2 separate regions of the Homo sapiens genome follow, and region 1 is linked to region 2. The links are chromatin loops, found by intact Hi-C in ENCODE. Cell type or tissue: tibial artery. All regions are shown on one strand. Links, peaks and the distances in the headings refer to the core of each region. The heading gives the core; the rest is flanking DNA. Region 1 overlaps SMOC1 (SPARC related modular calcium binding 1). Region 2 holds the start of LOC100506358 (a long non-coding RNA gene).

Region 1 (15,744 bases), core at 5,008-13,007, 210 kb before region 2:
AATAATGAGAGGCATCACCCATCTCTACCCCTTAGTCTCCAGAACTATGATCCCATCTATGGATAGATTGCACTAGATATTGGCCCCCAATTACAGCATATACTGCATTCAGTATGATAGCATCTTAATATCACAAGGTATTATCTTCTACGTGATGCTGTAATTGAGCCTGAATCAGGTCATTCCACTTTTGGGTAATAGGAAAAGTGGTAAGACCAGTGACCCTGGTAAGACAATGTTGTGAAAGATATCACTGCAATGGATAAAACATTCAAAGTCCATAAATGGACATGCTAGCAGAAACACTATGGGCAAGAAAGGCAAATTCATACCCAGAATATGAGTCTATCCTCTGTGAAGAGACTGACTGCTACATTTTCTATAATGGCAATTGTCCAAGGAAATCAATCTGACACTGTATAACCTGCTGGCCTTCCTGGGAGATATTACCATGTCAATGGCTCATCCGTTGCTTCTGCTTTGAGCAGGTCATACACTCATCAGTGGCAGTAGCCAAATGGGCCTTGGTGAGAGGACAGCCAGGCTGTTGAGTCCAAGTACAGCCTCCATCCCTGTTGGCATGCCATTTTGTTCATGGATCCACTGAGCCAGCATCAGGGTGGCTAGGGAGAGGGGCCAACTAATATTAACGACAGCATGAGTCATATTGAGAACATCTACCACCATGGTTGCTCTCTGATAGGCATTTGTATGGGGCACTATATCTTCACACTATGGGGCCCATTCCATACATGGAATTCCTAAATTCCTAATTTTTCTTGCCACCAATTAGCTTCAAGTCCTCAATGAGCCAGTCACTCATCATCCACTGCATGAGTTGGTGTAGATCCATGATTCAGGCCCAAGTGGACAGTTCAATGTACTGCCTGAAGTTCTGTCCACTGGGAAAATTTCCATCCACCACAGTCTTTGAGGGTCTCCTGTGAGTAGGGCTATAGATGGCGCTGTCCACTTCTGGCTGGTGCTGGCATGCTGTGCAGAATTAGGTTCATGCTTTTTTCTCATTTATTCACTGGTCACAGGGAATTCCCCATGAAGTCAATGTGTGGTTGAGGGAAAGGCAGCAAAGCTGTTACCTGGAGTTACCACAGGAGTCAAAACTGCCTGTTTGTGCAGGTTACTGGTGCTTTCTTGACATGAATGGGCTGTTTTCCCTATATACATACCACTTCCATTTTATAATAAATATTTCTGAGCAAGTTCAATTTTATAATTTATTGGGAAAGGTACCCAGTTCTACATGGGTAGGTTAAGTCATATGTTATTTGGTGTTACTCCTTCCCTACTCATGTCCTGAAGAGTCCTAATGGGGTCCAGCATTTAATTAATGCTGCAACTTGGGCTTGGTCCATATCCCTGTGGTCCCTGCAGCTATAGGAGAGGAGGGACTCCTTTAAAGTTTCCTGGGAGGACTTCCAGTTCTCCCTGTGCATGTTAATAGCTTTTAATTTGTCTTTTCCCCCATGTATGTTCTCAAGAGTCATGCAAATAATCAGGTGATGTCATAATTTTTGAAAATACTGCAATTGCTCTAGGAACAAAGCATTAGAACCACTTGATCCCCCAGCATCTTGCCCTCCACTTTATTCTCTACCCCATTCAGTGATAATTTGAGTATTGATGATGCCACCCTTTACCATGAACTACCTGGGTCCCATTTGCCCTCATCAAGGAAGTTGTCCTTGAGCTGCTCATGACCAGCCCAAACCCAGAGTTCCACTTTATGAGTTTGCTTCCTCCTAGGCCCAAGTGGAAGGAGAGGAGAGGTTTCAGGAACTGAGAAGGAGAGAGAATCAGGTAGATAGGCCTCTTAGAGAGGAGTGATACCTTTCAGTCAAAAAACAAAGCCAGCCCAAGGCAACCTTACAGAGAATAACACCTGTCCTCCCTCCCCTCCCACTCTCCCATCTCCCACTGGACTCCTGGTCATCCAGAGAGCACAAGAACTCCATTGATGCCATGCATAAAAGTTAGTCCCCCAGGCAGAGCACGCAGCAGGTGAAGAAGGGGGAAGAATGGCTCCAGATGGGGTAGGCAGGAGATTTCTGCACACCATATAGAGTTGTTGCAATTATTTCATGAGATAACAGGCTTAGCAAAATGTCTGACATACAGTGAGAACTCCTGGGCAAAAACACCAAGGAGGCCCAGAGAGGTGAAGCCAATGGCTCAAGGTCACACAGCTAGTTCATAGCAAAACCAGGCTGAAGACTCCTGTAGTAGGTTCTCTGTCCACTGGCCCTGACTTTCCTGCCAGACCATGTGATTTTGCTGCTGATATTAATCTGTTCCTCCATTTTTAGCTTTCCTCCAGAAGTTACAACTCCATCATACAGCCCGCATCATAATGCTTTTTGCAATGGCATGTGCATCCCATCACTCTATCTCTACCTCATTTCACTGCCTTGTCAGGTATATTTCACTATACCTTTCCCTAAACAACTCATTTTTTAGAATCTGATACAGTGAACTACTCAACATCTCAGTAGACACACTTCTTTCCATCATTTAATGGAATTTTCCATCTATATATGCTGTATGCCTCTTTAAATGTATAGCAAAGTAATTGCTATTAAGAATGCTAAATTAGGAGTTGACAGAAGTGAATTCTAATTCTGGCTGTGTCACAAGCTAAAAGTATTTGACCTGGAGATGGCCACTCCGCCTATCTATTGAGATTTTAGATTTTTCACGTATAACCATTAGAATAGGTGATTTTTCAGGCTCCTCCCAGTGCCAACGCTCACTGATGATACAAATAAGGAGGAAGAGGAGGATGACTGACAGATACTGAGCTCCAGTTTTGTACCAGGCACTGTGCTGAGTACATTACTCTTGTTATCTCACTGCTGTGTCGCAGCAGTGAGAAAAACACCTTTCTGTTTTGAGCCAGAGAGGTTGGGAAGGGTGTACTTACTGAAGCTTATCCTGGTCTCTCCTGACTGAGTCTTATGAGCAGTTGAGCAACGTGTCCATCACTGTGTGGAGAGACCACATCCAAGTATGCAGTGCATGTGACCATCAAGTGTGTGAATTCTCAGGGTTGCCCTGGACTTGTAGACAGGCCTGGTCTGGGGTACTACATACAGGACCACCGACCAGTAGCTAGAGTTAGCGCTCTGGCTAGGAGGATACAGGCAAGACAGCTTTCACAGAGTGCATCCTGACAGAGGAAAAAGGGGCAGTGCAGAGCAGGAGAGGGAGCAGGGGCTGCTTGGGTGAGGTGTTGGTTGGGGGTGGCGTAGAGGAATAGAAGGAATTGGCCAGAGTGCCCCACCAAGACTTGACGAGAAATGACAAGAGAGACTTGTGCCCCATACATAGCACAGACACTTGCAGGAGTAGGCAGGCATGGAACCAAGGTCATGGCCCTTTTCCTTATCAACTCATGAAAGGCACACAAAGGGGAATGTTGATCCAGGCCCTAGGGTTGAGAGCTTGATTCGGCAGTGCTGCATGAAAAGATCAAGCTTCACCTATTTCCACCTGTGTAGTAGAAAAAGGCCTAACACCACAGACCAGAAGGTCATGGTGCCTGGGAAGGTCTTCAGCCTCCTTGGTGGGCACAACTGTGGCCTTGCAGGTCTTTCAGGAACTTGGGAGTAAATAGCCAGATGAACAGCCTGGTGATCCAGGGCTTTTTGGTTTTGGTTTGGTTTTTTAGTTTTTGGTTTTTGTTTTGTTTTGTTGTTGTTGTTTTGCTTTTTTTTATTTGTTGGTGTTTTGTTGTTGTTGTTAATCTACAAGTGGGTTGGTGCTGCCAGCTTCCCATCCCACTTGGATCCTTTTGGGGACCAGGAGTAAGGATGGGCCTGGGGCCCCTTCTTTGTTGGCATCACAGCAGCCCTGAAAAGATGCCTGGCCCCAGCAGGAATTACTTCTCAGCATCCTGACTAAAAATGTCCCCAGTCTTCCCTGCCCCACAGAGGCTGAGCATAGCTCAGGAATCTCCAGGTGGAGGAAGAAATGGGATAGATCTATCTTGCACTTTTCCTTGACTCTTGGTCCTACTGTCCTTGGTGAATGCAGGGGAAGGCAGAAGAGGCCTGCAGCTTGCCCTGCAGTCAAGCGTAAGCTCAGACCTGCCCCTTCCACGCCAGGCTGGGTATCTCTGCTGGAGCCAAGGTCAACCCCAAACCTCCCAGTGAGGGACAAGTCCCTCCCTGAAGGGACAAGTGCCTGCCTTATTTCTCTTCCCCAAACCCCCAAGGCCTGTACAGGCCTCAGCAAAGTGGTGGCTTTTAATAAGACCCTTAACTGCTCTGGGGAAAAAATGCACTCACTGCTGGATGGAACTCCCACCAGGACCCAAGCTGGACAGGAAGGAGACAGTTGCAGTTCTAACCCTTCAAGGAAGGCAGCTGAGGAGTAGGCAGAGCTCCAGGCCTGGAGTCAGAAAATCTAAGTATGATTCCTGCTCTGCCTTTCCAGCTGGGTGACCCCAGCAAGACACTGAACTCTTGAGTCTGAGTCCACACTTGAGAAATAGGAACAATGACGCCTGTGTCACTGGGTTGTGGTACTACATACATACGACAGGGCCTGTATACATAGCACGCAGTGTCTGGCACTCGGTAAGTGTGCCGTGAACCACCTGTCCTCTCTTCTGAGCTGCAAGGAAGGACAAGCCCTGGACAAGGAGTGGCCTGCGTGATCAAATTCCGGGGCTTAGACCCTGTCGCAAGAAAGCCTAGCTGGAGCAAAGGCTGGAGGAGAGGTTTACAAGGGGAATTATCTTCTGTTCACCTGCAAAGACAAGGGGGCAGAGTGTGGCACAAGGAATCTGGAGAAGGTTCCCAAGGGGATGGCTGAGGCGGTCATTTCCAGGGACAGCTGTGTGTGCACACAGGGAAAAAGGCAAAGAGGCCGGTCACGCTGGAGAAAACCTAGAATCTCCACCCCTGCTGCCAATCCTCGTCTGGGAGTTCTCCAGCTCTGCAAACCAGACCTGCAGCCTCAGCCAGAATAGATACCCCACAAAACTGGGGTACAGGCTGAAAAACTCCACTGGGGGTCTGCTCCCCACCTATGGCTACATTTCAGCCTGGCGTCTTGTCATCTGGATGATGGCAATGTACCCACTTTCAACAGCCTGAAGCCATGGAATAGGCTCTTCCCCAAGCCCTGCCCCCAAAGCTCTGCCAGCAACATTCCCTACATTCCAGTGAGAGGAAGGGAATGGCAGTCAGGGAGGGGCATCCCGTGGGGCAGACATGTGGGTGGAGGTAAGAGGAAGAATTACAGAGAGTGCACAAACACCTTTAGCAAGGGAGTCCCCTCTCTAGGTGCAGTACCACACTGGCCACTTCCGGGTCCCCTGCTAGGTTCATCATTGGCAGCACCTCAGATGTCCTTGGATGGAAGTGGAGAGCACCCAGGCCAGGGAAACGAACTAAGCTTTCTAGGAAATAAAGCCTTTTCATTAAAGGAAGCCACCCAAAGAAAGAGGCAACAGCCGCCAAGATTTACCCATTTTTTATTTTTTATAAAACAAGCTACAAATAGTTTCCCTCTCTCCTTCACAAAGGAAAACCACACAACACCACCTACACACACGATCCTGTGGGAGACAAGATGCCTGGGGAGATCTCGAAGATCCAAACATCTACAGGCAGGCGCCGTCTCCATGTGTGCATGCTTCCTCCAGGCCTGAAAGTGGGGCCAGTGTCTCGTGCAAGGCCCACTCAGCTCCGGCACGTTGAGTTCTCTCATTGGGGCTAATGGGAGAAGGCTTCCTTCCCACCTTTCCACGTTGGGGCAGGGCCACCAGTCATTCCTGAGATAACCTCTAGGACTTTCTCCAGGACAGCAGGGACCTCCTTTAGCCCAAGACCCCATCAGATCCTGTCCCGAGAAGGTTGTGCTCCTCCCACAGGGACAGTGCTTGTGGTGCCAACGCCTTCCAGACCCGGAACGGGTGGAGGTACTTTTAGGGATGTCGGGTTGGAATACAAGATGAGGCCAGATTTGCAAGGGTGATCTGAGGAGGGGACCAGTCCAGGGCTACCCAACCTCCCTCACTGCCACCACAGCTGCTTATGGGAAGGGGCGCTAAGGGCCACTTGCTGCTCTGCCTGAAGGCCACTTGAATAGGCACAGCACCTGGGCAGAGGGAGCTGCGCCTCAGACCAGAAGGCTGGGCAGCCCACCCTAGAATCCGCGGAAGATGCCTGTGATGCCTGTGGAAAGCTGGGCCGGGATTTCCCTGTAGCTGGGTTATCACCCCTGCCCTTCTAGGGGAGGCAGAATAGGAAACCCAAGATCAGTTTTACTTCTGGAATTAGCTTAAAGCCTGGAAGCCCATAAGAAAACTTGAGGGAACAGGAAGAACCTCAGTATTGGGTTTTTAAAAAACCAACAAAACAACTTTAGTGTTACCAACAAGGTGACTGACACCTCCCCCAACCCACCCACCCAGGCCTGTGATAGCCACTAGGACAACAGCAGGAGATGGAGGAGTGGAGAGGTCACACCCAATCTGCCCCTGGCACTGAGACAGCTGCGTCTCTGGGAGCCTCACTGGTAGGTTTGCAGGGAGGTGAAGAGTTTCCCTGTTGGCACCGCACCCCTCAGTGCAGGCTTTCTGTCCTGTCCCCTCCCCTGCTTAGATATTAAATATCTACTTTTTTAAAGGCCCTTCTGTGTGTCTTTTTCTTCTTTGCCTCCCCTCTCATGCGTTATACAGAGTAGATGCTAAGCATGGATGAAAACGTTTCGAGTGACGTAATGCAAATCCTTTGTGGATAATTTGCTCCGAGGGTCACTAAGATACTGGTGCACCCACCAATGCTGGGCCCTTTGGGGGTCCGGAGAGCAGGAATGCACGGACCCTCTGAGAGCCGGTACCTGTGTGGGCTATTCATGGGATCTGGACTCCCTTCCTCTCCCAGGGCAGTTTCCATCTCTCCTTAGCCCAACCTCCCTGGACAAGGCCGAGAGCCAAGTGACTTATCAATTTTGACAACTAATGGCATGGGGCAATATAGTCCTCCCACCAGAAAAGAACTCGTGGAGTCCGCAGTACAATTGCAGGACTCCCGTCTTTATACACAAGGGTCAGTCTCCAAACAGAAGTTTAGTAGGCCCAGGATAGAGTCCTGGATTTTAGAAAGCTGGACTATGTGTCCAGAGTGCCCACCACCCACAGCAGGCAGAGGGAGAGAAATAAACAAACAGCAATGCCAATGCCTGTACAAAAGAACTATACAATTTACATATATATTTATATACAGCATATAAATCTCTTTCTTCTCAGCCCCAACAACACCCTCCCCCACCCCCCCAAAACCCTCTAAAAGTTGTCAGTAGCAGATCCAAAAACTTACAATAAGAGAGAGAATAAAGTCTTTCTTCCCTTTCCTTTTCCCACTGTGGTATTAGATATTGGTGTTTTAAAATGAAACCAAAAACAAAACACGCAAGTAAGAGTTATTAAAAGTGCAAACATGGTGGGCACCACTTATGTTACACGGGATGTGGCAGGGCCATGGGCAACGCTGAAGGTTAGGTGTCTGGTGATCCATCCTGCCTCCCTGGACTCTCCACCTGCCCTTGGGTTTTCTGCTCCTTAGACGAGGCGTCCTACTGAGAGAAGGAAGGAGAATGCAAAAAAAAAAAAAAAAAGGTCGGGGGCAGATATAAGCAAGAAGTTAGAGTTGGGCTTGTGAGAAATCCAGCTATGTCCATCAATTTCCCCACAAGTGCAGCCTTTTCCACCTGCTGTCCTCTATGAGGCTAGGTGGGGCACAGGTTGCCTGGACTTGCAGATGAGCATGTTTTACCAGCCTGTCCTTTGCCACTATGAGGCACCACCACTGCAACTGAAATAAGTCTGGCATTGGAGAGAACGAGGCTTGGCCTAGGGAAGTGTGGGTTGCAGGGTGTGCACTCTGTTCAGATCACACTACTCTCACATGCCAGCTTTTCAACCTGGGGCTGGGGTGGAAACGACAGGGGTTTGTTTACAGGTGGGGATGGCAGAATCCCATTGGCACTGACCCAATAGTTCTCTCGTGTCCTCAGCAAACAACCTGAAAATGGGAGCTTAAGTCACCTGGCCAATCCCTTCACCCCTGAGGAGCCCAGAAAGGGGCAACTTACTGAATGGGTTTGTGCCTGCTCATTTTGCCTGGGGGAAACTGCCAAGGCTACCACCTGCAACAAACCAGGAACATGTGACATTGAGTGGCCTTGACCAGAGAACTGGCACCTTCTTCCGTATGCTGGGTCTCTGTCCTCTCTGACCCTCAGAATAAAGAGCAGACTTGGGAAAGAGCAAAAAGTTGTTTGGCCCTACTTTTTGCTCTGTGAGTGTCTATGGCTCAGGTGAACTTATTACTGGCCAACGCCTTCACACAAAGTCCCTTTTCCATAAGGCCTGGCTCCTGCTGGGCACCTCTTTGCAATCCCTCAGCTATCCACTAAGAAGGGCTCTGGTGCTGATGTACCTGGACAGAACTGTCCCAGGTCTTGGTTCCCCGAGTCACAGAATGTCAGAGGTAGAAGGAATCCAGCAGCAGCTCAGAGCAGAGGGGCGACTTACACAAAGTCCCAGCCTCATTCTGCTGACACCCACATCTCCCCACAGGGTGCTGAGCCATTGTGGAAACTGCCACGCCTGCTCCAGCAGGTCCTGGCCTCTTGAAGAGGAGCGAGGAGCTGGGGGCAAGCACATCAAGAGCTGCCCCCCGCCACCACTCCGAGATGCTTAGGGCCACGTGACTCTGTGCATGCCCCTGAACCTCTCTGGGTCAGTCTACAGCCTGGGAGCTAGAACCACAGCTGTACGGCTTCTGCTCTGCCTCCCTCTCAGAATTGCCTTGAGGATCCACTGAATTCATGGAGGAGGAGAAAGGGCTTTGAGGAGTGTACAGCGCTGCAGAACCCAAGCCCACCCGCTGGTCATGTGAGCCACAGCTCCATGTCCCCTGGGTTATGCCAATATTCCTTACAACTGAAGAAAGGAGAGCGGACATGGGGTGGAGTGGGCGTGGGGTGGATATCGGTTTATCCAATTTTACAGAGGAGGACATGAACTCTAAAAGAAGGTGACAGCCCCAAGGCAGGCAGGTGGGAAGCGGCAGAGTCAGGCTGCTGACTTCAAATCCCACCTTTCCTCCACTCCCTCCAGCAGCTGCTTCTCTCCTTGCTGAGTAGAAAGGTCAGCACATCTAAAAAGGAGGTGCACAGCAGTCCTGCCCACCAGGCTGAGATGTGTGAAGCAAAATGGACAGCTAGCCGTAACCAGCTCTTTTTCATGGAGGCTTATGTGCTAATCCTGTTACCTAAGTCCTATCAGTTAATCCTCAGAGCGACTTTATTTGAGAGTGATAAAATTATCTCCATCTTAGGATGATGAAACTGAAGCTTGGAGATATCAAGTAACCCACCCAGGATGGCACAGCTTCCATGCGGCAAAGCAAATTCCGACCTAGCTAGCTGCCTCCAGAATCATGCTCTGAGCCATCAGGGAGGATGGAAGAGAAGAAGGCTGAGCCCCAGGCAGTTGGCATCCTCAGACAAGGCAAAAGAAGAGCGGATAGTTCTGAGAAAAGGAGGCACTAGACCCCACCCCGCCTGCCTCACAGGACAGTGACAATGATCCCAGTGAAGGTGCTTTATAAATTGGGAAAGTGAAGAAAGAGGCATGTTATGCAGAGAATTCAGCTCTCCAGGGAGGAGTCTGGTTGGTAAAATATCTGTGATCCAGTGGAATTTCCAAAAATTCAGTCCCTTGGACCCAAAACTCTACTGGTCCCCAAGCTCGGCATCCTTCCCCCAGCCAGCTTCTGTCCCCACCTAGCATGCAAGCCCCTCGCAGCCCACCAGGGGGCACCGCACGACACGGGATGGATGACCGACGCATAGGCTCTGCTCCCGGAGCCCCTGCACACCATTGACCACAGGGGCTTTTTTCTGCCGCCCTGCAGAGCAGAGGGATGGAGGGGGCAGTTCTGAAACTCATACCTTCTTTCCCGGACATGTTCCTCTACCGCTACCAATTTCTTTTGTGCCTTCGCTATGTACCAGGTACCGTGCTAAGTTCTTCACACACATTATCTGATTACATCCTCACCAAATCGTTGAGGTAGGTACTATAATCTCCACTTTGCAAATGGGGAAACGGAGGCTTAGAGAGTTTAGGTAACTTGCCAAGGATTAAAGATCCGGTAATTGTCAGAGCTGGGATTAAAATCAAGCCAGGCCCATCTGACTTCAGGGCCTCTGCACTTACTCCAGCCCCTACTTGTGCCTGATCATGGTATACCCACACTGCTCCTGGGCCTCTCAATAGTGGTCCGTCATCCCATAGGCACTGCCTGCCTGGAAACTGTGGGCTTCCCCACTCAGGTTGCTGGTGGCACCCTCACCCCCTGCAACACCTCTACTCCTGCCCACGCTGCCCCCAGGCTGGTCTGCTCCCCCTCTTCCCCAGACTCCCCCACTGGCCACTCCCTTGGCTTCACCAGGCAACCAAGACTGGCCTGCTCACACAAGGCGACATCTTCAAACACACTGGGGTCCTTCTCCTGGAGGGGACAGCAGTCTGGCCCAGGAATCCTGAGGCTGGGCCAAGCGCCAGCAGTGGTGGTACCTCACATGTACCCTTGAGCAAATCGCTACTCCTCTCTGGGCTAGCCTTGACTCCTAGACTGCAAAATGGACTAGAGGACCCACAGAGCCTTCTAGCTCTGGGCTGCTTGGGTCCAGAGCAGTGTGTCCTGTGGTGTGTGTTGAAATGGAGAGTGGGGACACAGGAATCCTTTCTGCCTCTGCATAGGCTTTAAGTCTACTCAGCCTCCACTTCACCCCACCCCATTGATTAATCCTACATACCCTCTTCCTCTTATCTCAATGTTCTACTCTCCCTCACTCCATCACACTCATACACACACATATGCAGACACATGCACAGACATACACAGACATATGCACAATGCATGCACACATGTGTATAGACATGCACACATAGCCATACTTAAAGACATAAGTGTAGACCATGTACAAACAGACACAGACATGAACACAGACAGGTGCACACTCAGGCCTACCCACAGAGACATGCACAAACAGACATGTGTATATACATTCAGAGACATGTCACAGACACGGGCTTTCTGGCCAGACTTTCCATAGTCCTACCTTTGAGGTGAGAGGTTCAAGAGGGTGTATTGGGCCAAGAAGAATGACAGTTGCACTCCAAAGCACCCTAGGGGCCTCTGTGGGCAAAGCTATGAGGATAACTGAAACTAACACTTGTCTGCAGCTGAGCCTGGATTGAGGAGGAACATCCAGATGACCAGGGATCCCTAAATCTACATTCTACTTCAGTTTTCTCTGGATGCTTCTGTCAGGTCCTGTATGTCAGCTGGGACTGGCAGACACCTGGTGCCTGGAAAGGCTTCAGAGGAAGGCTAGGAGGAGTCCCTGAGCTCGGTGGATCTGAGCTCACCACACTCAGCCATTGCTTGGCTTCCGTGTGCTGTGCAGACCAGAACTACTAGCACGGGAAGGGGGCCGAAGGCAGGGGCAGTACAGAGCATCATCGCTTAGCCCAGGAGTGCCCCTGGTATGCCTGGGGTCTACATTGACACTGGATGGTCTCTTCCCGACATTGGCCATCTGACTGTGCTCTGCGAAAGGACCACAAATTCCAAGCGTGTCAGAGCATAATGTCACCGGAAGGGGCAACCCCCCCATCCATTCATTCCTTCACTTATTCATTCATCTAACAAGGACTTAATGAATTACCAGGTGCCATGTACGGTGCTAGAGGTTAGGAATTGAGAGAGAGAATCCTTTTGGCTTCAAGGGGTAATCGGAAGAGTAAACTGCAACACAGTGTAAGTTCATCTTACAAAGAAGAATAGTAGTATTGAACTTCTATTGAGTTATTTCAATTTCTCAGGAACTTTGGGAATGCTTTAACTCACTGTCCCATTTAATCAGCACAACAGTCCTATGAGATAGACTCTAGCATTTTTCCCATTAAGCAGGTGAAGAAACTGAAATGCAGAATGGTTCAGTAATTTGTACTGAATTGAAATCCAAAATGCTTCAAAATCCAAAACCTTTTAAGTGCTGACATGATGCTCAAAGGAAATGCTCACTGGAGCATATCGGATTTCAGATTTTGTGGATTTGGGATGCTCAACCAGTAAGTGTAATGCAAATATTACAAAATCTGAAAAAGTTCCAAACACTTCTGGTCCCAAGCATTTCAGATAAGGGACACTCAAGCCGCATGTAGTGAAAGAGCGAGGCCGGGACAGAGGCAGGGTTTGAACCATTGACTCATTGCTGAGTCCTGGAGACTCAGAGTACTATGGGAACAGAGAAGCATCCGCGTCAGACAGGCATGCCCAGAGTAATGAAGTCAGTCACACACCAGTAAGCCCCAGAACCAAGGCCAGAAACCAGCCATGGCGGGGCGGGCGGTGGGAAGTGGATCCCAAGCCCAGGTTCCTATGGGAACCCATCCATTTCCCATGCTATTCTTTGGGTTTACTCTGACAACTGAGGAACAAGGAAAAGGCCTTTTTATCTTCTTCTGCTAAACTCTCTCCTTAGGAAATCTCAGCTTTTCCAAAGCTTCCATTTCAAATAAGTCGGCATCACCCAAATCTGCATCTTCAGACCCTTCACCTGCATTACAGAGCCACTCATCCTTCATGTGCATCCAACTCAACGTGTCCAAACCATACTTGGGCACCCTCTACATCCCTCTATACTTAACCTGCTCTTCCTTCCATGTTGCCCATCTCAGTGAGCAGCCATGCCTCCAGCTGAACAAACCTACCTTTGTCCCATACCTAACTTGATCTCCAATCACCCACTTCTCTCCATTCCCCTTACCCTGCTGTGTTTTCATAACTTGGCCCTCCATCACTCTAGCCTGGACTGTGCCATGCCTCCTATTGGATGACCCTGCCTTGCTCATTTCCAATCCATGTCCCACCCTGAAACCAGAATACTTTTTAAAGAAAAACTGATACTATCAATTCTCTGAACGCCTTCAACAGCTTTCCACTACCCTTATAAAGTCTAAAGTCTTTCACCTGAATTTAAAAACTCTCCAACTTCACCTTGCCTCTTGTCACCACCCCTGCTCTTCCTACCACTGTTAAAATATTCATTTCAGTCACACAAACATCCTTCAGCTCATTGAAAACTGTTTCCTTGCCTCCAGAGCTTCACTCCTCATTTGCCTTGGCTTAGAACACTCTTCCCTCTCCTGACCTCTCTGCTTGGCCATCTCCTACTCATGTTTCCAGTAATGGGTTAGACCATGGGTTGGCAAATTTATCTGCAAGAGACTAAATAGTAAATATTTTAGGCTTTGTGGGCCATATACGGTCCCTCTTATATATTCTTCTTTCAAAAAAAACTTACAGCTCTTTACAAATGCAAAAATCATTCTTAGTTCACAGGCTGTACAAAAACAGGCCACAGACTAGATTGAGCATTCAGGCCATTGTTTGCTGAGCCCTGGTTTAGGCATCGCTTCCTTCAAAAGTTTTTCAAGGCTGTCTGTCCCTTAGAGTCTTGGGTGCCCCTATATATGTTGCTACAATGCTCTGCACTTGCCCTGCTGTGACAGAGCTTACTAGGTGTTCACCAGAATTCATGCTGCTCTCTTCTTGGGTTCCCTTCCCCTAGTGACTGAGTTCCAGCCAATGAATTATGACCAGGAATGTGTGTCATTTCCAGGGCTGGCCCATAAAACCCAGCCTTCCTAGTGACCGAGCTCTGGTCAGTGAAATACCAGCAGGAATGAGTGTCATTTCCAGGACTGGCCCATGAAACTCCCTCACATGCACTGCTTCATGTCTACTCCATCTGGTTGACTGAGGATGGAGATGACCCCCAGAGTAACCTTGGAAGCCACATGATGAAGATGGCAGAGTCACTCTCAGCCTGGATCCCAGAGTGACTGCATAGAGCAATCCCTGCCCCTACTCCTACCCCTACACACACACACACACACACACACACATACACACACTCACACACACACACACCCTACAACCTGCGACCATGCTGAACTATTATATGGGAAAGAAAAATTTTCCACTGTGTCAAGCCATGATGTATGGGTCTACTTGTGACTGTAGCCTGGCCCACCCTAGCACACTCTCACAGCATGTATCACAGCTCATGTGAGTGCTTATTTAAGCTCTGTCTTCTGTGCAAGGATAGGGACCTTATCAGTCAATTCCACCACTGTCTCAAACATCTAGCATGAAGCATAGCACACTTCCAGCAAATAATTGATGAATAGATGAGTATCTGGAATCTCATTTATCAGAGAGCCCTTGGTCCCATGCCTGGGTGGGGGCAAGTATTGAAAGGCCAGGAGCACAGGGGAGAGCACTCACCTTCTTTGCTAACACCCAGGCAGCCCTTCAGCTCAGGCAGTGAAATGACCTTGTCTTTGTTCAGGTCACAGTAGTCGGTGAAACGCCGGGCACATTTCTTGGGCTTGGCTTTCTTCTTCACGTAGCGCTTGAAGGGCTTCATCTCCCGCTTGTTAATGTCGTTGCTGCTATTGCTGTCCAGCTGGCTGAAATACCAGTGCACTACCCGCTCCTCCAGGGTGTGGCTGGGGTCTGGCTCTGAGAACCTGGGCCATGGACAAACACCCCCACCGCAGAGAACACCAATCAGGATCTTGCAGGAACCATCAGCCCTGGTATGACTGCCCCCAGAAAGTCAGGTAGAAACGGCTCCTCCAAGCCAAAGTCCACCCACAGCGGCTCAGCCTGTGGCAACGTTAAGCCATCCTCTCCGACTCAAATCCTAAGATTGGACCATTCTTTTCTCAGGACTCCCCAGGTGGGTAATCCTTATTACACAAACATGACTCACCCTCTACCAAAGCCAGAAATGTTCTTGTACATGATGGGTGCTCAAGACAAATTGGCTTGATCTAATTTGCTGAATAAACCAGAGCTGGAATCCAAATTGTCCCTCCCCTGGCCTAGCACTCACTGCGGACAAGCTGCTCATTACACGTAAACATGTGCCCTGTGGTGGACTGACTGTGGGGAAGGTGCTCTGAGCATCCACTGTACGCCCAGTGCCAGTCTGGGCCCTGGAGGGTGCACCCCTGGCCTCAAGTGGCTCACTGTCTCTATGAGACAGAGCCAAAAAGGTGAAAATAGTCATGACAACTGAATGTGGGGTGTGAGGTTCCCACGGTCCATCACTGCTGGACATCCAGTGCAGTGGGAATTGAGAGAAGAAAGCAACTGGGTCAGACACCAACAGAAGTTCCAAAACTGGAAAAGCCGGGACCTACTGGGGATGAGTCTCTCCAGCCTGAGGTTTTAGTCAGGGGATCTGGGGTGGACCCAGGAAACCATGTATTCACCAGCACTGCCAGGTGATTCTGCTGAGAAATGCTGGACTAGAGTCACCAAGAACACTTCCTGGCATCCAGAGGCAGAGTCACAAGCACATCTAACACAGCCCCTCATCAAGTTACAAGGCCAACATCTACGTCTACATGTGTAACTGTATGTAATGGCCTACTCATCTATGTTATTTACTTAACTGTCTCCTATTTTCTCCCAAAACGGAGTCAGGGTGATAACTACTATTTACAATTTTTAAAGCCAATAATGGGTCTATTACAGAGGGGCTGCCTGGGTTCACTAACGAGGAGAATGGAACCCCATGAGCCCCATGGCTCCTGTTCCCAGGGCTTGGCACTGAGTGACT
Region 2 (15,744 bases), core at 4,247-12,246:
ATACCACGTCTAAAATCTGCTAAGATTACCCTGAGTGAGAGTCTTATCTGCTGTAGAGAAAGAAGTGAAATTGTGGAAAAACAGAGACAAGCTCTTATCACGCAAATGGCTGACCTGCAATGAAAGTTGCATACACAGCCTTGTCAGCTGTCTACTGTTAAAGTGAGGGCACCAATTAGAAAAGAATGAGACCCTGCAACTTGGAATGGGGATGTGTGGGAGGATCTTGGTGAAGCTGGGGACACCGAGTTTGTGAACTCTGAGGAAACTTTTTTGCCAGAAGCAACAGCTTCCCCATCCCCAGTAGTGGCAACATCCCCACCCGGACCCATGCTGCCATCAGCCTTTCCACCTTTGTCTGAGGAGATAAACCCTGCCCTTCCGGAGGCAACAGTGATGGCCTCCCCTGAGGCAGTTGCCAGGAAAAATAATGTTGATTCTCCTCAGGAGCCACCCCCAACACCCCTGTTTGCTTCTAGACCTGTAACTAAAGTCCCGGCGGACCCCTAGAGGTGAGGTTGAGAGTGTGACCCATGAGGGGGTGCGCTACACTCAGAAAGAACTGTTTGAGTTTTCTAATTTATATAAACAGAAATCTGGAGAATAGGCATGGGAATGGATATTAAGGGCATAGGATAATGGTGGAAGGAACACAGAGTCGGATCAGGCTGAATGTATTGATTTGGGCCCAATAAGTAGGGACTCACTTTTAATGTTGCAGCTCAGGGAGTTTAAAAAAAAAAGGTTCTAATAGTTTATTTGCTTGGTTAGCTGAAATATAGATTAAAAGATGGCCCACTGTGAGTGAGCTGGAAATGCCTGATCTTCCTTGGCTTAATGTACAGGAAGGAATCCAAAGGCTTAGGGAGATTGGGATGGTGGACTGGATTAGTCCCTTTAGACCTACTCATCCCAGTTGGGAGGATCCAGAAGATATACCCTTAACTAATGCCTTGTGAAATAGACTTGTGAGGGCAGCACCTGCATCTTTGAAGAGCCCTGTAATTGCTCTTCTCTGCATGTCAAATGTAACAGTGGGAACTGCAGTCACTCAACTATGAAATTTAAATACAATGGGAATAATTGGATCCCGAGGTAGCAGGGGCCAAGTGGCAGCACTCAACCATCAAAGGCTAGGTGGGCATAGCTACCGTAATGGAGAGCAGAGACAAAGCAGCAATCAAAATAGTCTGACTCGTGTAGAGCTCTGTCATTGGCTGATTAATCACTGTGTTCGTAGAAGTGAAATTGACAGGAAGCCTACTGAATTCCTACTTAATTTATATAATGAGAAAACTAGATTGAATGGACAAAAGACTAATTTGAATTATAAAAACAGAGAATCACAACCCCTCAATCAATTTCCAGACTTGAGCCAGTTTACATACCCAGAAACACTTGAATGAAAGGGAGACTGGGTTCCCTGGAAGAAGGACCCCACTACATTACCAACAATTTATGCAGTGAATCTTTCTCCCATCCTTCCCCAAGGAGACCTCCAAATCCAGCCTTTTACCAGGGTAACTGTGCATTGGAGAAAGGGAAATGATCAGACATTTCGGGGACTACTGGACACTAGCTCTGAGCTGACATTGATTCCAGGGGACCCAAAACATCATTGTGGTCCTCCAGTTAAAGTAGGGGCTTATGGAGGTCAGGTAATTAATGGTGTTTTAGCTCAGGTCCAACTTACAGTGGGTCCAGTGGGTCCCCAGACTCATCCTATGGTCATTTCCCCAGTGCCAGAATGCGTAATTGGCACAGACATACTTAGCAGCTGGCAGAACCCCCACATTGGCTCCCTGACTGGTAGGGTGAGAGCTATTATGGTGGGAAAGGCCAAATGGAAGCCATTAGAGCTGTCTCTACCTAGAAAAATAGTAAATCAAAAACAATATCACATTCCTGGAGGAACTGCAGAGATTAGTGCCACCACCAACGACTTGAAAGATGCAGAGGTGGTGATTCCCGCCACATCCCCATTCAACTCTTCCATTTGGCCTGTGCAGAAGACAGATGGATCTTGGAGAATGACAGTGGATTATCATAAGCTAAGCCAAGTGGTGACTCCAGTTGCAGCTGCTGTATCAGATGTGGTTTCATTGCTTGAGCAAATTAATACGTCTCCTGGTACCTAGTATGCAGCCATGGACTTGGCAAATGCCTTTTTCTCCATTTCTGTCCATAAGGCCCACCAGAAGCAATTTGCCTTCAGCTGGCAAGACCAGCAATATACCTTTACTGTCCTACCTCAGGGGTATATCAACTCTTTGGCTTTGTGTCATAATCTTATTTGGAGAGAACTTGATTACTTTTTGCTTCTGCAAGATATCACACTGGTCCATTACATTAATGACATTATGCTGATTGGCTCCAGTGAGCAAGAAGTAGCAAACACACTGGACTTATTGGTGAGACATTTGCGTGCCAGAGAATGGGAAATAAATCTGACTAAAATTCAGGGACCTTCTACCTCAGTAAAATTTCTAGAGGTCAAGTGGTGTGGAGCCTGTCGAGATATTCCTTCTAAGGGGAAAGATAAGTTGCTGTATTTGGCTCCTCCTACAACCAAGAAAGAGGAACAATGCCTAGTGGGACTATTTGGATTTTGGAAGCAAGACATTCTCATTCGGGTGTGTTACTCTGGCCCATTTATCGAGTGACCCGAAAGGCTGCCAGTTTTGAGCGAGAACCAGAACAGGACAAGGCGCTGCAACAGGCCCAGTCTGCTGTGCAAGCTGCTCTGCCACTTGGGCTATATGACCCAGCAGATCCAATGGTGCTTGAGGTGTCAGTGGCAGATAATGATGCTGGCCCCCATAGGTGAATCACAGTGGAGGCTTCTAGGATTTGGGAGCAAGGCCCTGCCATCTTCTGCAGATAACTACTTTCCTTTTGAGAGACAGCTCTTGGCCTGTTACTGGGCTTTGGTGGAAACCGAACGTTTGACTATGGGTCAAGTCACCATGCGACCTGAACTGCCTATCATGAACTGGGTGCTTTCTGACCCATCTAGACATAAAGTGGGTCGTGCACAGCAGCATCCCATCATCCAATGGAAGTCGTATATACTTGATCAGGCTCAAACAGGTCCTGAAGGCACAAGTAAGTTACATGAGGAAGTGACTCAAAAACCCATGGACTCCACTCCTGCCACCCTGCCTTCTCTCCCCCAGCCTGCATTCATGGCCTAATGGAGAGTTCCCTATGATCAGTTGACAGAGAAACAGAAGACTAGGGCCTGGTTCACAGATGGTTCTGTACGACATGCAGGCGCCACCCAAAAGTGGACAGCTGCAGCACTACAGCCCCTTTCTAGGACATCCCTGAAGGACAGAGGTGAAAGCAAATATTCTCAGTGGGCAGAACTTCGAGCAGTGCACCTGGTTGTGCACTTTGCATGGAAGGAGAAATGGCCAGATGTGCAATTATATACTGATTCATGGGCTGCAGCCAATGGTTTTGCTAGATGGTCAGGGACTTGGAAGAAGCACGATTGGAAAATTAGTGACTAAGAAATTTGGGAAAGAGGTATGTGGACGGACCTGAGTGGTCAAAAACTGTGAAGATATTTGTATCCCATGTTGGTGAGCACTTGCTCACCAACGGGTGACCTCAACAGAGGAGGATTTTAATAATCAAGTGAATAGGATGACCCGTTCTGTGGACACCACTCAGCCTCTTTCCCCAGCCAGCCCTGTCATTGCCCAAAGGTCCCATGAACAAAGTGGCCATGGTGGCAGGGATGGAGGTTACACATGGGCTCAGCAACATGGACTTCCACTCACCAAGGCTGACATGGCTACGGCCACTGCTGAGTGCCTAATTTGCCAGCAGCAGAGACCAACACTGAACCCTCAATAACCATTCCTCGGGGTGATCAGCCAGCTACCTGGTGGCAAGTTAACTATATTGGACCTCTTCCATCATAGAAAGGGCAGAAATTTGTCCTCACCAGGTGGCTGGGCTGATTGACCTGGACTATCAAGATGAAATTAGTCTACTAATCCATAACAGAGGTAAGAAAGGGTAGGCATGGAATACAGAAGATCCATTAGAGCGTCTCTTAGTATTACCATGCCCTGTGATTCAGGTCAATGGGAAACTACAACAGCCCAATCCCGGCAGGACTACAAATGACCTAGACCCTTCAGGAATGAACGTTTGGGTCACTCCACCAGGGAAAAAAACCACGACCTGCTGAGGCGCTTGCTGAAGGCAAAGGGAGCACAGAATGGGTAGTAGAGGAAGGTAGTCATCAATACCAGCTACGACCATGTGATCAGCTATAGAAACGAGGACTGTAATTGTCATGAGTATTTCCTCCTTCTTTTGTTAAAAACATGTTGGTGCATGTGTACACCTGCACTAAGAAAATATCTTCATTTTATTTCTCTTTTCCTTTATCATGTGACATAAGATTTATTGACTTCACATCAGCATTTAAGTAGTAAACTTTATGTAATAGTATTTGGGTTGCGGATTGGTGCGTTTCCAGTTGTGTGAAAGATAGTTGTATTATGTTAGGCATAATTATGACCTTACTCTTGTCTTTATTTGAAGATTATGTATGATCTCAGGAGATGTGTATGGGTTCATGTTGACAAGGGGTGAACTTGTGGTGTTAATACTGAGTATCAACTTGATTGGATTGAAGTATGCAAAGTAGTAATCCTGGGCATGTCTGTGAAGGTGTTGCCAAAGGAGATTAACATTTGAGTCAGTGGGCTAGGGAAGGCAGACTCACCCTTAATCTGGTGGGCACAATCTAATCAGCTGTCAGTGAATATAAGCAGGCAGAAGAGTGTGAAAAGCCGACACTGGCCTAGCCTCCCAGCCTACATCTTTCTCCTATGCTGGATGCTTCCTGCCCTCAAACATCAGACTCCAAGTTCTTCAGTTTTGAGACTCGGACTGGCTCTCCTTTCTCCTCAGCTTGCAGACAGCCTATTGTGGGACCTTGTGATTGTATAAGTTAATACTTAATAAACTCCCATATATATATACAAAATAAGTTCCATTCCTCTAGAGAAGAACTCTGACTAATACAAATACTGTGACAAAGAAAGGAAAATCCAGTTAGAAAACTGAGGGGAGGGGTTCCACTTTGAAGCAGCAAACAAAGCTAAAGCTATGAAATAGCAAGGATTAAATTTAGCAAGAAATAGGTGAGATGTATGCACTTATAAGTATTTAAAACCATGCCAGGCACAGTGGCTCACACCTGTAATCCCAGCACTTTGGGAGGCAGAGGTGGGCAGATCACTTGAGGTCAAGAGTTCAAGACCAGCCTGGCCAACATGGTGAAACCCTGTCTCTACTAAAAATACAAAAATTAGCCAGGTATGGTGGTGCATGCCTGTAATCCCAGCTACTCGGGAGGCTGAGGCAGGCGAATCGATTGAACGTGGGAAGCAGAGGTTGCAGTGAGCTGAGGTGGTGCCACTCACTCCAGCCTGGGTGACACAGCAAGACTCCATCTCAGAAGAAAAAAAAAAAGAAAAGAAAAAAAAAAACCTACCTCATAGATGTGAAGATTAAATAAAATTATCATACATGCATGCTTAGCCTAATATTTGGTGTGCAGTGAATCTTAGCATTTAGTAAATGGTTACTGTTACCTCTGTATAAATATATGATAGCATATATGTGATTGTATTATGTATGCTGTGATCTCGCTTTTTAAACTTAATGTTCTATGATGGATATCTTTGCAAGTCAAAGCATGTTTTTATTATCCAGGGTTTTACTCAGCACTAACACATACCATAGGCTCAGAATATACTTGTCATGTGAATAAATTACTCTTGGCTCATCTTTTTTTCTCATTTTTGTTTTTTTGAGTCAGGGTCTTGCTATGTTGCCCAGGCTGGACTTGAACTCCTGGGCTCAAGGATTCTCCACCTCAGCCTCTCTAGTACCTGATACACAGACGTGCATCACCACACCCAGTGTGCCTCATCTTTTTAAGTTTGCTGCTGGCTGTAATGGTTGCCTTGGGTTCCAGCATGCGGATGTGCTATAAATTTATAACCAGTCCTCTGTTGACAGATATGTATTATTTATTGTGTTTAAATGATTGAAAGCAACATTATAAATACCCATTAATGGGTGCAGCACACCAACATGGCACATGTATACATATGTAACAAACCTGCACGTTGTGCACATGTACCCTAAAACAAGTATAATAATAATAAAATTAAAAATAAATAAATACCCATTAATGAGAATTCTGAGTAAATTTTGTACTTCAAGTATTTGCAAATGAGTTAAAACATTTCCACACCTCTATTACTTGTAGTCAAGTATGCCTGTAAGTCATTTCAATGATTTCCTCTAATAAAAATAAAGCTATTTCCATTGCGGGGGCTACAAGCCATGATTTCGACTGCTTCTCCACTGGAAGGCTGTCATGAGTGAGGGTTCCTCAGTGGGTAAGAGAGCCTGGCTGAGCCCCTCTTCTCCATATGCCTTTGTTAGTTTGACTCCTGTCTGCTTTTCCAGGAGAAAAAGAGTGACTTTTGTAGGTAGGAAATGACCACCAAGTGAGCAGTAAACATGGTGAAAACTTCCCTAAAGAAACATAATTCAGGAGACAGCCTGGAGCCCTAACAGCCTTTCTGTGTCGGCAGACACGGTGATTCTGAGGTCTTCAAACTGGGGTGTCACAAATGTATCACCTACAAGCACATCTCCCCCAACTACCCCAGCCGCAGGGGTCTGAAGCAGGCCCACCCTGAACTAGTCAAGATACAAATGGAGACCCTGGCCCACAGCCCATCACCCTTCTCTTCCCACCTCTAACAGCATCCTCCAGCAGAGGGGCCTTGCATGCACTTCTGTATCCAGATAACCTAGTTCCCATGTCCAGCTCTGCCTACCGCCCTCCCCACTGGCTAGACACACTGGGCACACTCCAGGGGTAGAGGTGCACACTCCAGCAGCCAGGAGAACCAGCAACAAGCCCAGGGAGGCCCTGGAAAATAGAATATGGTGCAGAAAAGTGGAAGTGCAGCAGGTAGGTACTGTGGATGCCTCATTCTAAGAGAGCAGCAACTGGAAGACAGCTGGAGCGGGACACTTGGAAGGCCAGCGCCTGGACAGAGCCCTGGCTTCCTGCTGTAAGGCAACACTGGTCTGCTGCATCCGGAAGCCCAGCCAAGGCTTTTCCACATCAGCGGTTCTCCCCGATGACGGTTTGCTACCCAGGGGCCTTGTGGCAATGTCTAGAGACATTTTTGGTTGTTGCAACTAGGGGAAAGAGTGCTACTGATATCAAGGGGGTAGAAGCCGATAGCGCTGCTAAACATCCTGCAATACACAGCCCACAGTCCTTGCCCCCAAAAAAGAACTATCCAGCCCAAAGCGGCAATAGGGCTGAGGTGGAGAAAAACTGGGATACATGCATGAGTGGGCAGGCCAGCAGATTTGGGTTCACATCCTCACTCTGCCACTGGCTTGTTCTGGGACCAATGATTTTATCTCTCTGTGCCTCCGTTTTCCCATTTGTAAAATGGGGTTAATGGTAACTGTTTCACAGGGTTGTTTTGATAAATAAAAAGGACTTGATATGTAAAGTGCCTGGCACATAGCAGGCCTTCAGAAGGCACTATAGGTGTTCCTTTATTAAATGGGGAAGGAAGTGGACTTCGTATTCTTAAATGTTGCTTTATGAACCAATTAGAAGTCTTGGAATTGGGAAGAGAAGATCTGAACCACATAAGCAAGAGAAGTGTATATTATTTCAGAACTACTGTGGTTGAAAGATCAAGGGGAAATTTGGATGTATAGAAAAATCAATACGAAAGTTGTGTTTATACACAGTGCTTTAAGAAGCTGTGAATCAGGTCAAGCTGAGTTATCCCTCTGGCAGGTTTTTCCGGCTTCCACAAAGGATTATCCATATGAAAACATCTTCCTTATCCCTTCCTTCCCCCGCATCTGCACTCCGCACCCCCCTCCCCGCCTCCCCAAACACCGCTGACGGGATTGCCCTGCACCTAAGGGACAGCAGGGCAATCCCATCAGTGATGACTTACTGCCCTCTGGTGGTAGAATTTATAAGTGCAGCTGAAATTTTGTCCGTTAGTTTGATTCCGGTGAACACAGCAAGTGCCCTACCACGTGTAAAGCATCACTTATTTAACAGCGTTCTAAGAGTTACAGGAAATGTAAAGACTGACCAACCCACACTCCTTTATAGAATCAGATGGAGACATGAGGGCTTCTGGGCAGCGGATGATAACTTGGGGCCCCTTCAAATCTCTTTAACATTTGTTTGGCTGGAGAAGGGATTCTCTAATAAAACAAAAATCATGTAATCCCTTATGCTTAAATAAGGAATTTCCTACATGTACCCATGTAAAGCTTTAATCATTCACACTTAACCAAAGAAGCTCATTTACAAGCATGTAGATATAAAGCAATGTCCAAAAGGTCTCAAAAATTTTTTGTCAGCAAAATGTTTCCAACTTTCTTGTAATTTTTCTTTTCTCTTCTGTTCTCTTTTGCAATTTTTTAAATTGGGCGATTTTTTGAGAGGCAAATTTAAGAATTTTAAATGTGGATAACAAGTCACCACTTATTGATAACACTGCCAAAACTAGTCCGAAACCTGAAAGCTGTCGTGCAACTGGGTGCCCAGAGAGTTGCCCTGCCGATCCACCCACTCACGTCTCTGCTCCTGTCTTCCAGAAGCTTATCCTCCGGTGGGGAAGCCATGGCAGGGAAACAAGGAACAGAAGGGCCTATGGAAGGTGTCCTGAGGGTTTCCAGATGTTTACCAAGCACCTTCATGGAGCACACACAAATGTGGCAAACCTTTAAGGAGGAAGAGAACACTCTCCTCCAAGGAGAGGTGGGCCCCCCCAGGACAGGAAGGATTCTGATCGGGGTCAGATCAGGGAAGCCCTTGGACGTCTTGCTAAAGAATTTGGATTTTAGGCCGGGCGCGGTAGCTCACGCCTGTAATCCCAGCACTTTGGGAGGCCGAGACGGGCGGAGATCGAGACCATCCTGGCTAACATGTAAAAATACAAAAAATTAGCCGGGCATGTTGGCGGGAGCCCATAATCCCAGCTACTCGGGAGGCTGAGGCAGGAGAATGGCGTGAACCCAGGAGGCAGAGGTTGCAGTGAGCCGAGATCACGCCACTGCACTCCAGCCTGGGGGACAGAGCGAGACTCCGTCTCAAAAAAAAGAACTTGGATTTTAATCCATTTCACACTGACGGCTGCTAAATGGGGTGTGTGTGAGTGTGCGTGTGTGTGTGTGTGTAAGTAAGAGAGAGAGACAGAGAGAGAGACAAGGAGGCAGAGAGACAGAGAAGGGCAGAGCTGGGCTTTGAGAGATTCCATGTCCCATTCTGTGTGGTAGAATAGACTGGAGAGAGTAAGATTCAAGTGCAGGAGAATTATCGGTTATGAGGGTTGAACCAATTCAGCCACTCTGGATTCTTGGAAGAGAAAGGCGAAGGCAGCAGGCATGTGGGGGCCATCTCCATGCCCCTGGCTTCTGTGGAACTCTCCAGGCCCAGGTCCCTCCTCTCTGCTGCTGTGTAGTGACTGATGGGAAGGGTGAGCTCAGGATAAGGAACCAAGCATTGCAGTGCAGCCCTTCCTTTCCCCCTCCCCGCGGGGGACCTGCTTCCAGGGGGCAGCAGCCACTTAGGTCCGGTCCTCCAGGTGGTTTTTCAGGGCGTTTTGACACCACACTCTTCTGGGTTTCTGTGGCCTCACTAGTCATTCTTTACCAGTCTCCTTTGCATCTTCTTCCTTTTCCCCAACTCTAAATGCTGAAGCACCTCAGGGTTCTGACTTCAGTCCTCTTCTCTTCCGTCTTCATGTTCACTTCCAGATCATCTCCTGCAGTCCCAGCGCTATAAATGCCACCCAAACGCTGATGACTTCCATTGTGCATCCTGACTGCCTCTAAAGTCCAGCCCCATACTCCACATCTCCACCTGGATGATGAAGGGACCGCTCAACATTTGCACATTTTATTCATGAATGGCCTCTCCCCAGACGTGTTTCTTCCCCAGGATCCCTCATTCCTGGAAAACCGATAAACCCATGGCTCAGCTCTCCCTCCTTTACCCCTGATGCTCTCCTCAGCTCTATTTCAGGATCAACACAGATCCAAGCCTTTCTTGCCACGCACTGCTCGCACTCTAGTCCACTGCTGTCCACTGGAAATATCACACAAGCTACAAACACAAGCCATGTATCTAACTGTAGATTTTCTAGATGACAGATTTTAAAGTAAAATGAAGCAAGCAAGATGAATTTTAATAAAATATTTAACCCCATACAGCGTGGTGGTCAAAATACAGTGTTATTTCCACGTGTAATCAATAGTTTTAAAAATTATCCGTGTGATATCTGATGTTCTTGTTTCTGTACTAAGCCTTTAAAATTCAGTCTGTATTTTACACTCACAGCACATCTCCATTCAGACCAGCCACATTCCAAGTGCTCATAGCTAATTGGCCAATGGCTTCCATGTGGGACAGCACAGCCGTGGCCAAGCCGCCCTCAAGCCACCTTCATCTCTGGTCTGGATTGTCGTCATCTTCCTTCTTCCACTCTTAATCCCTGGAAGGCATTTCCCACAAAGCAGCCAGAATGAATGATCATGTTGCTGCCCTCTTTAAAATGTTCAATGGCCCCCACCACTCTGAGAATACAATCACAATCAGCAGTCCCCTCCACAGCCTACACCGACCAGCGTGCCCCTTCCTCCTTAACTTTTCCTCTGCCCCTTCAGCCAAATGAGCCCCAAACCAGGCCCGCTCCACTTGTTCCCTCCGCCCAGAACACTCCTTCCCTAATCCCATTCCTGAGTCCTGCACTATGCTTCTTCTTATCCCAGCCCAGAAGTCCCTTCCAAACCAGCCAGTTGCTTGCCCATTTGTAACCTGCAAGGACCTAGGGGAACTGAACAAAGGAGGCAAATGCGGGAATAAAAGACAAAGACAAAAGAGTATATTTGGAAGAAGGGTCAGGAAGCACCTTGCCTCTAGTGGACAAGGGACCTGACCTTGTACACAGCCTTCCGTATTTATTAGGCAAAAGAGATAGTGTGAAGGGAAGTGGAAGAGGGGGTCAGCTGCTCGGTCCAGAGTAGGCTTGCAAGACTGCATTCTCTGGATGTCCCAATAGATAACCTCAAGGAGCTTGGCGTCAGGAAGCAATTGCCCTCAGCAAACCTTCTGGGGCAGGCACAGTCATGAGTTTGCCCACATTCTGTATTCATGATAAACAGTTTGCTGTTTGATCGTATAGACTCAGTGGAATGTTGGTCACGTCCCATGGGCCTTTGGCTCTCTGTATATCCTCCTTTCTGTTTATGTATTAATTGAAGGAGTGTAAGGCCAGGGTGGGCAGCTCTCATTTTCCCATTGATGGTCCATCCAACTTTACAGACTGTCCCTGGTGCTCCAGTAGTTTCTCAGCCTCCTGTGTGGTTTTCTTGAGTTGTCCCCAGGTTATGGGGGTTGATGTCATGACTGTGGTCGGCCTTCTCTCCGTCTTCGCACTCAGGCTCAGCTGGCTCATGGCTCACACCAGAGGGACCGGACCCATGGTTGGCCACCCTGGGTTCCTCCAGTCTCCCATTCCATGGTTGCACACACCTTGAGGGCACCCACACGGCTTGTCCATCTCCTGTGAAAACACAAGCATACCCTCTTCTCCACGTCAGTAAATCCACCCGACCTTTCCATTGTCCTTCCAGGGATTTCCATAATGCTTTCAGATAAACTTTCCTCTTTTCCTCTAACACTTGCCAATGTCTTTCTGCTGGAGTCTTACCATCTGTACCAGGAGTCCAAAAATGTGAAGTAAATAAGGCTAAATGTAGTTTTGATTGAGGTGGTAGTTGGCCTCCTATACCCCTTTCGTCTTTTCAACATGTGTTGTAATGTTCAATGTGCCTGCTCTACAATGCCTTGTCCTTTAGGATTATAAGGAATTCCTATTTTATGGGTTATAGCCCAAAGCTATAAGAAATTTTGAAAAGCATGACTAGTATAAGCGAGTCCATTGTCAGTTTTTAATTGTTTAAGTATCCCCATATGAGCAAATGATGACAGACAATGTCACTGTACATGACCAGCTGTCTCACCTGTTTGGCATGTAGCATGCAGCATTTGAGAATAAGTGAAACAAATTAAGCAGTTCTGGGTCTAGTGTACTTTTAACTGTAGCAGTTTCCATGTGAATGTGACTGGCTACGTTTACAACATAAGCTGAATTACAGACAATGTTGATAGGATCTGAAGCTGTGAGCTGTAAAACCTGAATGACTGTAATTAGCTCTCAGCATTGCGCTGAAGCACCAGAGGTATCTAGCTTCTCCTGTGTTAGGGGCCATTGATCCACCCGCACAGGTTTGTCACTAAGCCATTCTAATGGTAAGGCAGTGGGCAGGGGAGAAATATCAATGACCTCTGTCAGAAATCCTGATTTCCTAGCCTTTTTCTATCTGTTTTGCCAGTTACTGATATCAGGTTAGGATTTTCCTGTAGGAATTTCCCTAAACCTTTTTCACTCTGATATCCATGTCCTTCAACATTTTAAATCCTGGGTTATCAAAGTTTTCATTTGTAAGTCTCATCTCCCATGCTGTAAGTAAGTCTCAGCCCCATAAACTGATAGCTATATTTGCAACATAAGGCTGAAAAGTACATGACTGCCCATCCGGACCAAGACAAGGTAAAATCTCAGCACTCTGTTGAACACTTTGAGCTGTTCCTACTTCCACTAGGGATGTAGAAGTTAATTGCAAGAGCCAGGATGTGGGCCAATTGTCTTTAGATATTACTGATACATCAGTTCCCGTATCCATAAGCCCATAAAATTTCTTTCCTTTAATTTGTACTACACAGGTGGGTCTATTAGAGGCTATGGGTCGGGATAGATAGATTTCCCATGTAGTTGTGCTCCCAAACCCTTTATTTCCTCGTTTCTCCTTTCATGGAGAAGGGTGTAATTTGCAGGGAATAAGCAATAATTGAGCAATATATTCTCCCAGTTCAAAAACCCAAAGATCTTGTGACATTAAAACTACTTGAGTTTCTCCTTCATAATCAGAGTCAACAGCTCCTGGGACTACAGTCATGCCTTGCAAGTTAAGGCGGCTTTTGCCTAAAATTAGTCCCATGTATCCTGCTGGTGAAGTTCCCCAAATACCAGTGGGAACTTTGATGGGTTTGTCTCCCCCAACTAATGTGATTCTTTCTCTGGCAGGTAGATCTAATCCTGCACTTCCTGGTGTTCCTGGGGTGATGGAATCAATGTGCCTCCAGGAACCCATGCCTAAAACGGGGTTAAGGTCTGGACTGGGAATGCCCTCACTGTTTGTGGGACCCAAGTCCAGGCCCCCATCTCATTTCCCGACAGGGGGGTGCCATTCCGATGAAATTTTGAGCAGCAGTGATTAGCCCAGTGATTTCCTTTGTTACAGCGAGGACAAAGTCCTGGCGTTTTTTCCGCTGATGGGGGAACTGCATTGTAAGATCCTTTCTGTCCTGAGATCTGGTGGCATTCCTTTTTTAAATGTCCAGTTTTTCCACAATTATAACATTTTCCCATTTTAGAGCTTGACCCTTGGCTCCTTTTAGATTTGTCAACTACTAAATTAGCCATTGCTTCAGCTAACATTGAAGAGCGATGAAGCTCAGTTCCTGCATCTTGACAAGCTCTGAGAAAATTTCCCAAGTTTTTTGTACATCTCACAGGTGCCAGTGCACTTTTATAATCCGTGTTTGCATTCTCAAAAGCTAGAGTTAAGGTTAGCATTTCTGCAGCCATGGTATGAGGAATCTGACGCTTCACTGCGTCTTGTAATCTTGAAAGAAACTGTGCATAGGGTTCCTATGACCCTTGCATGATATGTAAAAAGGATTGTACTGGGACTCCCTCTTCAGGAATTGTGGCCCAAGTGCATTTAGTGGCCTATGCGCACTGCTGATAAGCAGCGTCTGGGAGTGCCATTTGACGTTCCAGGTCTGAATAAGGGCCATTACCCAATAGCATATCCTCTGTAATGTCTCCGTTTCCAGCAGCACAGTTCTGTCTAGCCTGCTCTGCACACTTTTCTTGCCAATTGAAATTACACATCAGCTATGCACTCGCAGACAAGCAAGTTCGCGCCAAGTGTTTCACATCAAAGGGTAAAAGATGTATGACACCAAACACTGATTCTAGCAATCCTAAAGTGAATGGGCTCTGTATGCCATTATTTACCACACTCGCTTTTAATTCCTTTAACAACTTAAACTCTAGTGGAGTGTGTTCGTGAATAACCTGCTGCGGATTATTTGGATCAGGCGTTACGGAAATAGGAAAAGCACAAGGTCCTAAGGGCTCTCCGGCTATGACAGCAGAGCATAAATTCTCTGTATTGGGGGGTCTCTATTTTTGCCACCAAAGGAGGCAGTACAGATGTTTCTGCAACTGGAGGAGGTGGTATAGGCCAATTTTTATTCTCCCTCTCCTGTCTTTTATTTTCAATTGGATCTGTGGGTGGGACAACAGATTCTTTCAGATTTTTAGATTCAGCCTGCTACCCCGCATAATAATGAGATAATGGCAGAAGTACAGTACGAACTGAACTCTGAGTGGAAAAAACTGAAGAATCAACTTTAAAACCTTTTTGATGAGCCTGTTTTAATCCTTCTGCTCTATCCCAATTTTCCACATCAAGAGTGCCTGTGGAAACCATGGGTTATGCGTAATAACCTCCGGCAGCATCTTAATGTCTGAGAACTGACCTGAGCACCAGTTTGTTTCAACAAAACTTTAAGCAACTGCACATAATGTTTTTCTCCAACAGACAAATTCTGACTCATGTTACCCTGATTCAGAAAACTTCCCATTCCTAGTACTTCTTTAAAGCACTGCTCCCAGTACCTCTTTAGGGCACCGACCTTATATCCCTGTCGGCAGACTCGGCCTGGGGTCCCCGTTCACCTTCTCAATTTCAGTTCCTCTGCTCCAGCAGACCTTCTTCGTTTACGTCCTTGAAGTCCCTGTTCTGCGGCGCCACTATGTAACCCACATGGACCTAGGGGGACTGAACAAAGCGGGCGAATGCAGGAATAAAAGACAAAAGCGTATATTTGGAAGAAGGGGTCAGGGGGCACCTTGCCTCTAGTGGACAAGGGCCCTGACCTTTACACAGCCCTCCGTATTTATTAGGCAAAAGAGATAGTGAGAAGGGGGGTGGAAGAAGGGGTCAGCTGCTCGTCCAGAGTAGTCTCACAAGACTGCATTCTCTAGATGTCCCAGTAGATAACCTCAAGGAGCTTGGCGCCAGGAAGTGATTGCCCTCAGCAAACCTTCTGGGGCAGGCGCGGTCGTGAGTTTGCCCACATTCTGTATTCATGATAAACAGTTTGCTGTTTGATCATATAGACTCAGTGGAATGCTGAGTTGGTCACGTCCCACGGGCCTTTGGCTCCCTGTACCTATTGAGCCACGGGAGTCTCAAGGAGGAGGACTTTGCCAACTTGTGGCCTCTCTGCCCCAATGCTCCATCCAGCAGTCGTCAGACACAATGACAGCTGACCAGACAGGGTACTCCAGGATCTCAGCCAACTTCCCCAGGCCATGCTTGGGAAGGAGCACAGGTCTTCTCTGGCCTCAGAGTCCCCACATTTATTCTGGTGACTGTCTCCAACCCAGGATTGTGACCTTGGGTGGGATAGTAGGTCAGGGTGCAGGAACTTTGTTTCTCTCC

Evidence for each region. A loop is a pair of places that touch in the nucleus more often than their neighbours do. Peaks named below come from ENCODE experiments on the same cell type or tissue, not always from the same donor. Only the 100,000 strongest peaks of a DNase experiment are listed, where the experiment ranks them.
Region 1: a loop joins it to region 2, with 11 times the contacts of the local background. A loop is called at or near these places in 104 of 110 quality-filtered maps.

The regions. Positions count from the first base shown.
Region 1 is chr14:70,022,103-70,037,846 of GRCh38, reverse strand. It overlaps SMOC1 (SPARC related modular calcium binding 1), which reads right to left. Exons shown (of 12, transcript NM_001034852.3): 11 at 14,400-14,644; 12 at 5,481-7,605. The coding sequence ends at 7,589. Among named protein-coding and RNA genes, the nearest start is that of SNORD169, 52 kb to the right of the region's middle. RefSeq lists a silencer at 5,041-5,335. In tibial artery, for the core only: a CTCF peak has its summit at 9,851 (motif pointing right); DNase peaks (open chromatin) are centred at 7,866 and 9,896.
Region 2 is chr14:69,811,187-69,826,930 of GRCh38, reverse strand. LOC100506358 (a long non-coding RNA gene) reads right to left here and starts at 15,171. Exons shown (of 2, transcript NR_149012.1): 1 at 14,933-15,171; 2 at 10,964-11,666. In tibial artery, for the core only: a CTCF peak has its summit at 8,049 (motif pointing left); a DNase peak (open chromatin) is centred at 8,047; H3K27me3 peaks cover 2,174 bases.